Regions from separate parts of the Mus musculus genome. Here all the other regions are linked to region 3. Evidence: chromatin loops called from intact Hi-C (ENCODE). Cell type or tissue: left cerebral cortex. All regions are shown on one strand. Region 1 holds the start of 4930563M20Rik (RIKEN cDNA 4930563M20 gene). Region 2 has its middle 23 kb from the start of Gm39258. Region 3 overlaps Cdyl2 (chromodomain protein, Y chromosome-like 2).

Region 1 (4,000 bases), 180 kb after region 3:
TGGTACCTTCATTACACTGAATGTCATTTCTTCCCGTCTCAGCAATAACCCCAGGTTGTTTCTCATACTTATAACTTTACCTTATTTTTAAGCACTTAAAAATTAATACAATTGACCAACTAAAAACAGTATGACCACAATAAAATACAGACTCACTTACCCTGAAAGGTTCTTCAGAACTCCACTCTTATTGACCACGGGCTCATTCCAATTGTAAGTCTAGGTTTAAAAAAAAATAATGACTAGTTTATTAGTCTCTTTGAAAATTCTACTTCAGTAATTCTCAAAATGCCCCATTGCCATCCATTCAGAAGGAAAACATGTGAATGATTAATAAATAGGAGAAAATGTTTCCCCACTCAACTAATCAAGAAAATGCAAGTAAAACAACAATGTATTGTTTTTCACCTATCAACATTGCAAAGGAGTTTCCAATGCCAGTATTGATTCTGGCCTTAATGCCAGCCAAGGTGACAGACACACAGTTGTACCATGGTGCTCAGGGGATCACAGACTGAAAAAAAAAAAAAGTTTTGTCAAAATAGCGCAGGAGCGTTAAAATAATCATACCCTTGTACTCTATAGTTTTTCCATAAGAAATCTATGTTTGGCATGGAAAAATAGGTCTATAATTACCCTGTGTGTTAGCCAGGGTTCTCTGGAGAAACAGAAGCAACAAAATGACTATACACTGAAAGAGAATTCATTAGATTGGCTTGCATAATGCCAACTACTAGCTGTATTCACACTACACAAATGCCAAGACCCCAACAAGCACAGGTCTGAGGCCTGGAGAGATACCTGTCTTTGATACATCTGAGAAGGCTAAAGGAGCTGGGTTCTGGGGTCAATGAGAACAGCTGTAGCAGCAAGATGCTAGCAGGGTAGATGAACCTGACAACATGACATGAAGGCAAGCAGGCAGAAAACAGAAGCATTTCTTTCTCTGACTTCCTTCTGTCTGGGCTGCCACCTGGAAGTGCTGTGGACGTTTAGGATGGGTCTTTCTACTCATCAGTCTATAGACAAACTGACTGAGGGATATTTCACGGGTGTGCCCTGAAGCCTGCCCATCAAACTGACAGGCAAAATTAACTGTGATACTGCAGTACTTGAGAATGAAGTGGGAAGATCTTGAGTATGGGGCTAACCTGGGCTACAGAGGATACTCGTTCTAAGAAGGAATGAAGAAAGAAAGAAAGAAAGAAAGAAGGAAAGAAAGAAAGAAAGAAAGAAAGAAAGAAAGAAAGAAAGAAAGAAAGGGAGGGGAGGGGAGGGGAGGGGAGGGGAGGGGAGGGGAGAGACGGAGGGAGGGAGGGAGGGAGGGGAAGGAGTGGAAATGGGAGAAGGGAGAGGGGAGGGAGGGAAAAAGAAAAGAATATGACCAAAGACACATATGCAAAAAGATTGAAGTATAGAGGATAAAAACTGTCCACCTCCTATACAACAGGCCACGACCTTTAGACACTGATCAGGAGAAGTCTGGAAGCAGTGGGCCCAGAATGTGGCCAAGTAGTTAGAACCCTGAGTCACCCACTTCTGCCTTTCTCTTTCTTCCATGTTGAGTTCTACTCGCAAGTAACATTTTTTTTACATTGTCAATCTATCCAGGCTCGACTGTAAGATCTGTAAAGAGAGTCGGAGAAATGGCTCAGTTAAAAGTACTTGCTGCTCTCCCAGAAGACCTAAGTCTGGTTCCAGGACTCAAAACAAGCGGCTCATTACTCCCTGTAACTCTAGTTCTAGGGAATCTGGTGCCCTCTTCTGGCCTCCTTGGGCACTGCACCATGTAGTGTGCACATAAATACAGAGAGAAAGGGAGAAGGAGAGGGGGAGGGGGAGGGGGAGAGAAGGAGGGGGGAGGGGGAGGGGGAGAGAGGGAGGGGAGGGGGAGAGAGGGAGAGGGAGAGAGGGAGGGGAAGGGGGAGAGGGGGAGGAGAGGGAGAGGGGGAGGGGAGGGGGAGAGAGGGAGGGGGAGGGGGAGAGAGGGAGGGGGAGGGGAGAGGGGGAGAGGGAGAGGGAGGAGACTGACAGACTGACCAACCTCTAAAAAGATCTGGGTAAAACCTATCTATGGGGCAACTTTCTCTCAAGATCTCAACCCTAAGTAGAGTGCTTGGCCTCGGGTACCATGTCTTGTGAATTTAAGTATGTTTTCTGATATGCTTGAGCTCCATCCATTCATTCCCTCTCTCTACATAGCCCAGTTTCTCACGTGTTTCATTTACAGGCATGAGTCATCTATACGTCCTTTATTGTGGTGGTACTGTGACAAACCTTCATGCTTATTCCAGTTTCATTCTGAAATAACATGCTGACCAAAAACAACTTGGGTAAGGAAAGGGTTAATGTGGCTTACCCTTTCAGGTCACAGTTCATTTCTGAGGGAAGTCAGAGCAGAAACCTGGAGGCGGGAACCATAAAGCCAAAGTGCTTGTTAGATCACTTCCTGGCTTGCTCACTCTCTTGTGCCTCCCTGGCATCCTTACTCAGCCCAGGTCTACATGTCTAGGAAATGGTACCATCTACAGTGGACTGGGTCCTTTGGACAATCACCTATATTAGTCAGGGTTCTCTAAAATCATAGAACTTATAGAATGTCTCTATATATTAGGGAACTTATTATTATGACTTACAGTCTGCATTCTAACTAACCCAACAATGGGCAGCTGTGAACAGGAATTCCAAGAATCTAGTAGTTGCTCAGTCCCGCGAGGCTGGGTGTTTCAGCTGGTCTTCTGTATAAGCTGGAATCCTGAAGAAGCAGGTTCCAACAGATGTGCTGGCAAGTAAGTGCAAGCAGACGAAGAAGAGTGAGCCTTCCATCTTCCACTGTCCTTATGTAGGTCTCCAACAGAAGGTGTGGCCCAGATTAAAAGTATGTATCACCACACCTGGATTTGGAACTTTCTCTATCTCAGGCTAGCCCTGAACTCAGAGATCTGCTCGGCTAAGTCTCCTGAGATAAAAGTGTGTACTACCTTGCCTGGGCCTAAGCATTTCACGGCCACTATGCCTCAAGATCTGGATCAAAACCATGTCAATGTCCAGCTCAGAAGTCTGTCTTTCAGTCTCAAGATCTGCATCACAGGTGTGCCCTCCATTTCCAGACTGTAGTGCATTCCAGATATAGTCAAGTTGACAACCAGGAATAACCATCACATTACCCTTCCCCAGAAATACCCACAGTCCAATTTGATCTAGGAAATTCCTAAACCAAGGCTTCCCCGCCAGTTGGCATCTAGGCTGGGTCGTGTTGCCAATGTATACTAACTAGGGCACATAAGTGTGTGCGCTTCCTAGAGTCCACTGCTAAACATTTATGAGCACTTCACTGTCTAAAATATTTTTTGGGTTACCAAAAATAAGCATGATTTGCAAATGTAGCTACAGCTGAAGAAACCAAGCGGCTCCGGGGAAGGGGTCACTAGAGCGAAAATGAGAAGGTCGACAGAAAAGGTCCCTTTTTCTAAGTGGGGCAAAAAGGAAGTAAGCCCATCTGTTCTCTGTCGGCGCCTGGTGTGGTCGGAACCCGTGGGAGGCTGCGTCCTCATCTGGAAGGCACCACCACACAGAGACAGCAAGGAATCCGAGAATAAAACGTTCAAAGGACCATCTCTACAGTTAGCTTTCCTGGTGATTTTAAATTGCCTAGATCCCCAGAGGCCACACAGAAAGCAATGAGGTCCTATGATGCCTACCTGCCTGAACCTCCTGCGGGTCACCCAAGGCTTTGAGCTTCGTCCCCTACACTGTGGGTAAACGTGGTGAGACAGACTTCCCGTGAATGGAAAACACTGCTTGTTCATTTCTAATGCGATTATATGATCATTTCATATAATTTTAAGTTTTAAGAAGAGATAGTCTTAAAAGGGGGAAAGTCCAGGGAGTATTAGGAAACTTGGGTGCTTCATCAAGTCCAGGTTTTAAAACCAAACTTAAAAATAAAAGCGTGCGCGCCCGAGCGCCGGGTCTTACGTATGCTCATACATACGTGTGT
Region 2 (4,000 bases), 65 kb before region 3:
TTTTTTTTTTTTTTTTTTTTTTTTTTGGACAAGGGCGAAAAGCAGCCACATTCTTTGCCAGAATATTACAAGAATGGTCTCTAGGCCACATCTTAATATTCTTCCCCTCTGAAACTTCTTGAGCTAGGTTCCCAAAGTTCAAATCACCCTTAGCCTTGTTGTCCATACTCCTATTAGGATGGCCCACTAAACCCTGCTTAAAGAATATAGCTGCTTTTCTATTCCAAACTTTCCTCTTCCTCCAGCCAATGTCATGGTCAGGCCTGTCCCAAGAATACCGAAATCCTGCACATCAATTTCTCTTAGGATCCTATGGGGGCCATTGTTATTTAAACCACCACACAGTGGAAAGGGTTTAACTGGCTTACCGATTATAGTCCATCATCAAGAGAACCCAAGGCAGGAACTGAAGGCGGAAACTGAATCAAAGACCACGGGCAGCTCTGCGTACTGGTTTCCTCTCCATGGAGTACTCCTTCTGTTTTCTTTTACAACCTAGGCCCACATGTCCAAGGGCATTTCCCACAATGGGCTACTCCCTTACACATTATACTGGCTAGTTTTGTGTCAACTTGACAGGGCTGGAGTTATCACAGAGAAAGGAGCTTCAGTTGAGGAGTGTGCACACTTTGAAAGCATGAGATCTGAGTTCGATCCCCAGTGACCAAGAAGAATTAAAACAACCAAAAGGTTGAACAGGGAGGGTGATTGCTCAACTGAGCCTGCCACACAGGTTCAAGAACCTGAATTTGAATCCTCAATATCATGTTTAAGCCAAGTCATGTGTAACCTTGGCACTTAGAGAAAGAGACCAGCAGATCTCTGGATTTTGCTAGACAGCCAGCCTAACCAATTGGTGAGCTTTAGATTCAAGGAGAGCTCTTGACTCAAGAAATAAAGAAATTAAGAAATAAACTCAGAGAGCGAAGAAACCTGACATTAACTTTGGGCCTCCCCATTCCTATGCACAAGTACCCGCATGTACCCATACACAGATTCTCAAACTTGTATGTGCCCATGAAATTGTGTTATATATATATATATATATATATATATATATATATATATATATATATACATATATATATATATATATATATATGTATATATGTATGTGTGTGTGTGTGTGATAATATCAAGTTTTACATTAACAGGTAGAGCTAAAACAAACAAATATATTTGGAAAATTGAGTAATGGACAGGAAGGGTGGGAAAAAGAGGATGAAATATTGGATGGAACTGAGAGTAGATCAGGAAGAGGAGGCTGAAAGGACTTAGCACAGTGTTGTAAAAGGGTGGGGACTGAAAGGAAAGCCAGGCAGGTGGGCTTCAGAGAATATGGTCCCTGACTGGTTGCAAGCAAAAGATGCTTTTAAAACTGTGCTTTCTTAATTTCTCAACTTGATTTGCAATGTGTCAGCAACTCTAAAGGATTCACATGATGCTAAACTCATGACTTTGCCCATCCAATTGCTTGTCCCAATCTATACTGGAAAGAATATAAGGAGTGGTGTGTGTGTGTGTGTGTGTGTGTGTGTGTGTGTGTGTGTCTGTGTGTGTGTGTGTCTGTCTGTGTGTGTATGTGTGTGTGTGTGTCTGTGTGTGTGTCTGTCTGTGTGTGCATGTGTGTGTGTATGTATGTGTATGTGTGTGTGTATGTGTGTGTGAGTGTGTGTGTATGTGTGTGTGTGTATGTGTGTGTGAGTGTGTGTGTGTGAGTGTGTGTGTGTATGTATATGTGTGTATGTGTGTGTGAGTGTGTGTAGCGTGTGTGTGAGTGTGTGTGTGTGTGTAGGTGCACATGTGATGCAGATATACATGTGCATATGATCCTCTCCGTGTGGATGTAGAGACTGATAGACAACTCTAGTGCCAAAAGGAATTCTGTTCACCCCCTAAGGGACACAGTCTCACTGACCTGGAGTTCACCAATTACACTGGACTAGCTCTTCAGAGGCCGTCCTGTCTCTGCCTCCCTAGCACTGGGGTTACAGATGTGCCATGGCCCACATTTTCACATGGCTTGAGAGGACTGAACACAGGTCTTAGCATTTTCAAGACTAAGTCATACTCTAGCCTGGGGACAAGGTGCCAAGATGGCAGTGGGCAGATAAGATGTTCTTGAGAGAAAGAGCCCAGAGTGCGTGGATCTCAGCCGAGTGACTCAGCAGCCCTGGTTAGCAGTTGTTACTCACCAGGAAATTGCACGTGTCTGGAAATTTGGTGACATCTGCCGTTTCGGTCTTAATCAGGCTGGCTTTAGCATTTACTTTCCTGGCACAAAACTGTTTCTTGATATTTTAAAAAGCTATTTAAAAAACAAAAACAAAAACAAAAACGAAAAGGAAATACCACTGTGAAGCCTTTACCCTGGATCACACTATAGCCACATTTTTAAAATCTCACAACTTGGACATTTCCTTTGTAGTTTGGTATATAGCCACACTAAAAAAAAAGAAAAGAAAAAAAGAAAAGACTGGGTCAAGTAAAAAATAAAACTAACAAAGCAAAGGAAGACTGGGACAGAAGCCAAGAAAACAAGGAGGTGAGCTGTAGCCAGGTAGATGTTTCCCTCTCTCTCCTCCATGCCCAGCCCTTCTGCGTACCAGGGCTCACACAGGCAGTCCAGTTCTTTGGGCCGCTCTAGTTTTGTCATTAACAATAGGGAGACGTGAACCAGGAAGTACTTGGTGGCTGCTTGGCTTGTCCTAGTCATTCTGAGACAGCCATGCTCTGCCTGTCATCATAAGCCCTCTTGTACAGCTAGCCCTTACTCCTTATGCATGGATCTCATACCAGGACCAATCAGATCAGTAAACTCCTTTCCTTTGAGTTCAAGTCTCCAGCCCCAACACAACTCTACCTAACTGCCAGGACTGGAGCACCACTCCAGCTAGCTTTGATTGTCAACTTGGCACAGACTGGAGTCATCTGCCTAGATCAGATTGGCCTGGAAGGGACAGAACTGTCTTGATAACTGGTGCAGGAGAACCAGTTCCTGTGGGCACCACCATTCCCTAGGCAGGTGGTCCTGGGTTCTTTATGGAACTGGCTGAGTAGGAGCTGAAAGACTGAGCCAGAAACAGACTTCCTCTGTGGTCTCTCCTTCAAGCTCCTGTTTGAGGTCCTGGCCTGATGTCTCTCAATGACGACTTGTAATCCAGAATAAAAAAAAATTCACCCTCCAAATTTCTTTTGTTCTGAGTGTTTTATCACAGCAAGAGAAAGGAATACAGAATAGACACCATTGCAGCTCTCAAATAAATATGTCTACCTTCTCCCTCCTTCCTCTCTTAGATGACCTGTGACATGGCGCAATGGTTCAAAGCTGTGATCCAAGTATCCCCAGGGCTCCTACGACCCTCCCAGGGGCCCTGCTACTCTGAGCCATTCTCACATCAATGATGTTAAGACACTATTTTTTCTCACTTTAACATTCCTGCATATCTCATAGAATATTCCAGAAACTGTGTGAGATGAGCTATCACAACAGACTGAATATAGAAACAGACAGAAAAATAGATTAAACTAGACATTAGAGAGATTTGAATAAAATGTAAAAGGATGGTACTCTTTATTTTTATCTAAATCAGATTATTTTCATAAAACATTCATATTAACACTTAACAGGCTTATTGTTATCAGTAGTGACCCAATATAATATCTCAATTTAATTTCTAACATGTTAAGTATTAGTAGACTATATATTATAGTCTATGTATGTTATATGCATAATATATGTAATATATAATGTATAGTGTATATACTATATATAATATATTATATATAATGATTGTATATTATAATATACAGCTATTATATAGTCATATATATTCATTTATATATATGTATACACACACACACACACACACACATATATATATATATATATATATATATATATATATATATATATATATATATATGTTAGATATCTTTGGCATCATTAGCCATCTCTCTCACAAATATTTCATTGCATAGTTAAAACCCCTGATAGTTT
Region 3 (4,000 bases):
TGCCAAGGGATGGTACTACCCACAGTGGGGCTGGGTCCTCCTACACCAATTAGCAATTAAGAAAAATGTCCCACAGGCATAGCCATGGGCCAACCAGAGCCAGGCAGATCTTCGGTTGGAGGTCCCTCTTCTCAGATGATTCTAGGTTTGTGTCAAGCTGACAGCTGAAGCTAACAGAGTAAATAGATGATAGATAGGGAGGGAGGGAGGGAGGGAGGGAGGGAGGGAGGGAGGGAGGGAGGGAGGGAGGGAGGGGAGGAGGGAGGGAGGGAGGGAGATAATACATAGACAGAAGATGATGGGTGAGATTGATAGACAGACAGACAAACACAGACATACAAACAGATACAGATGGATGGTGGATGGCTGATGATTGCCAATCAATAAGTAATAAGCAGAAAATGTTATTTCTTTTCATGGCTCAATCAACCAACATTTGAATAGCTACTTAACTATTACATATATGTTAATAAATTACATAAAATAATGAATAATATACCTAGAAAAGAGTCCAGAAACAACCATAAAAAATAGTAACAGAAATGACCTCTAAATAAGGTTTGAGGTGGAGAAGAGGGAGACATGTACTTGGAATATTTTATAACATATATGAATTAGTTTTAAGGTTTTTTGTAAAAAAAAAAAAAAAAAAAAAAAAAAGAAGGGGGAGGAGAAAAAGAAAAATACAGTTCAAGGAATTAGCTGTGCCACACTAAGAACATGTGTTTCTTCCTTTACTTGGAATGACTTTAAAAGTACAGTAAAAGTTTATTTAAAAAAAAAAAAAACAACAACATAAATGCAGGCCAATATGATGACTCAGCAGGTCAAGGTGCTCACTGCCACACCTGATGACCTGAGTTCAATCTACAGGACTCACAGTATGGAAGGAGAGAGCTGACTTTCTGCTGAAAGTTGTCCTCTGACCTCCAGAATCACCCTATGGTACACCACATGCACACACACCACACACCACACACACCACACATCACACACACCACACACACACACACACACACCACACACACATCACACACCACACATCACACACCACATACACACACACACACATACACCACACACACACACCACATACACACACACACCACACATCACACACACCACACACACACACACACACACACACCACACACACATCACACACCACACATCACACACCACACACACACACACACACACACCACACACACACACATCACACACCACACACACACACATCACACACACACACCACACACAGACACACAGACACACACCACACACCACACATCACACACACACACATCACACACACACACATCACACACCACACATCACACACACACCACACACACACACACACACAACCACACACACACACACCACACATCACACACACACACATCACACACCACACATCACACACACCACACACACACACACACCACACACACACACATCACACACACATCACACACCCCACATACACACACATCACACACACATCACACACCACACACAAACACACATACCACACACACACCACACACACACACACACACACAGAAAGACAGAGAGACAGAGATTGGTGCATATACAAAGAGACTGAGTGACTGGCTAGACAGACAGACAGACAGAGAGACAGACAATAGATAGTTAGATGAATGAATGCAATTAAAATAAACAAACTTGAAAAAAAAAATCTAGGCCATGACCTAACTGGAGAAAGTCAATTTCCCTCTTGGGTTTGCCAGCGGTTTGGTTGCTCCTACTTAGAGAGCTTTAGATTTTTCCATTCTAGCCCGGCACCCTCTGTAGAGTGCAGTGGCTAACTTAGACCAGAATTTAGCTTCACAGCACAAAGGGCTTAAATGCATCCATTAGCACCAGTTACTTGCCACACATCGAAGGGCAAAGCATAAAGCCCTTAAGCCCTTGTACTACTGGCTTTGAAAACTCCCCACCTCTGAACACCAAAAGGCCTGGTCGGTGCTGGTTTTGCATAGGTAGCTGGCACTGGACAAAAGCAAAAAGAACAGCCGTGGGCCAGGTTTCACAGGCAGGTTGAGGGCTGTCACTCAAGATACCCAAAGTCATCCTACATCAGATGACCCTGTGCCTCTTTCAGGACAAAACCAATGCTCTGGGAAGCAATAGTGGCTGAGAGAGCCAGGTTTCAAGATCAAAGCAGGGAGTAAGAAATGTCTAGAACAGTTTTGAGGCAGTACTGAGGGGACTGAGAGAAGCCAGAGGGTCACTGAGGACGACGACTGACCACTGGGCTCAGAGTGAGACCAACTGACAATTTTCCTTTGTCTCCCTGACCAGTCTGGAAATCCACCCTGTCTGAGACCCACCAGAGAAACCTGGAATGTGTTCTCTGGTCCAAGAGTCTGCAGAGTCTGCATGAGTCAGGGGCAGCCCAGCCCGCCCACTCGCTCTAGAATCCTCATTTACATTATCCATTCTGGAACATAGAACTGACCACTCAGCCTCAGGCTCCTGCTGGAGCTTTCTAAGAGTAAGTTCAGTCTTAAGTTATATTTATTTTACTTTGTGTTGGAGGAAGAGGGGGAGAGAGAGAGGAAGGGAGGGCAGGAAAGAGGAAAGAGAGCAGGGGATAAAGGAAGGAGGGATGAAAAAAGGAGGGAGGGAGGGAAAGAGAGAAAGACTCAAGTTCAGGCTGTCCCTGAACTTGCTAGGTAGCCAAGGATTATCTTGAATTTCTGACCCCCGGGCTCCACACTCAGAGCATCACAATTATAGGCATGCAGCACCTGAGGCTCTGACCCAAGACTTCACACATCAGGCAAGCACTCTAACAACCATCCTTAAGTTGTACTTTTTGTGAACTTAATCTTATCAAAGGTTTGCAGATTCAAGTCAGAGAAGAACACCCCAGTTATGTTTGTGGGTAATCAGGGTTTACAAATTGCTTTTCGCTGCCCCCAAAGCCAGGTGGGTATTACTTCGAGGTCAGCTCTGGGGTTAAATTGCCTGGGCTTGTCTCCTGAGCCCAACCTGTGCCATCTGTAGCCTCCTCCTGCACTTTAATATGGGTGTAACAGCTGCCTCTAGAAGCCACCACGAGGACCACAGAGCATCCTTTGCGAACATCAGAATCTCACAATATAGCTCCTTTACCCTGCTTCTCCCATTCCACGTTCTCCCTCATACTTCAACGAGTCACAAAGGCAACTGGAAGGTCCCAGGCATAAGAACGCCTACTCTTCGGCGAGGCCCCTGGGCTCTCACAACCGCCTATGTTTTCACCTACCACCCACAGCTTATTAGTCAATGGTGGTGGTTTCCAAAATGGGGTTCCTAGGCCAACAGTACCAACTTGGCTCTGTTCAGTTTCCAGCCCACCCTCCAGGTGTGCTGAGTCTAGCTCTGCCTTTGTCAGGTCCCAAGTTCTCCCCACGAGGACAGTGTGGGTTGCTTTTTAAATGTCCACCTCGGTTCTGATCTGCAGATAAGGGAAAGCAATAACCGCATGGAGAGTGTGAAGGTTGAAGTGAACACCCTGGAAGAGAAGGCTGGCATCCTGTCAGAGGATGGATGGATGGAAAATGGCAAAGGATGCCCACCTGTCTGGGAGGGGACATGCATGGGCGGGAACAATGCAGGGAATAGTGAATCACGGAAGGCCTGGGAGACAGACAGACAGACACCAAACATGTAGAGAAATGATATTCGGAAATCAGAGAACTGTGGGCACGGGGCTTGAGGGTCCACGGGCCCTTGGAGAGCACTGACTGGGCAGCCATGCTTTGCTCTAGGGCTCAAAGGGAATGAGGGTACCTGCTGGGGAGGTGGAGTGTCCCCAGGGGTTAAAGCACAAATGGGTCTTTAAAAGAACCAGGCTGTGGCCTCTGTGGACAGTCAGGACAGGGGAGTTCCCACCAGAGCAGGAGAGGGAGGGATCCCTAAAGGGACAGCTGCTCAGCACAGCTGAAGCCTATCTTTCTTAAGAAAGAGACATGGAGACAGAGAGGCA

Evidence for each region. Peaks named below come from ENCODE experiments on the same cell type or tissue, not always from the same donor. Only the 100,000 strongest peaks of a DNase experiment are listed, where the experiment ranks them.
Region 1: a loop joins it to region 3, with 12 times the contacts of the local background. A loop is called at or near these places in 2 of 42 quality-filtered maps.
Region 2: it touches region 3 in a loop (5-fold over the local background); 2 of 42 quality-filtered maps call a loop at or near these places.

What each region holds. Positions count from the first base shown.
Region 1 is chr8:116,797,425-116,801,424 of GRCm38, forward strand. 4930563M20Rik (RIKEN cDNA 4930563M20 gene) reads right to left here and starts at 3,988. Exons shown (of 4, transcript NR_046193.1): 1 at 3,702-3,988; 2 at 2,637-2,782; 3 at 161-219. In left cerebral cortex, a CTCF peak has its summit at 1,752 (motif pointing left); DNase peaks (open chromatin) are centred at 3,235 and 3,503.
Region 2 is chr8:116,550,274-116,554,273 of GRCm38, forward strand. No RefSeq gene overlaps it. Among named protein-coding and RNA genes, the nearest start is that of Gm39258, 23 kb to the left of the region's middle. In left cerebral cortex, no CTCF peak of the experiment used is centred here; a DNase peak (open chromatin) is centred at 2,163.
Region 3 is chr8:116,615,716-116,619,715 of GRCm38, forward strand. The region is part of intron 2 of Cdyl2 (chromodomain protein, Y chromosome-like 2); the gene reads right to left. Among named protein-coding and RNA genes, the nearest start is that of Gm31367, 12 kb to the left of the region's middle. In left cerebral cortex, no CTCF peak of the experiment used is centred here; DNase peaks (open chromatin) are centred at 2,450 and 3,287; H3K27ac peaks cover 834 bases.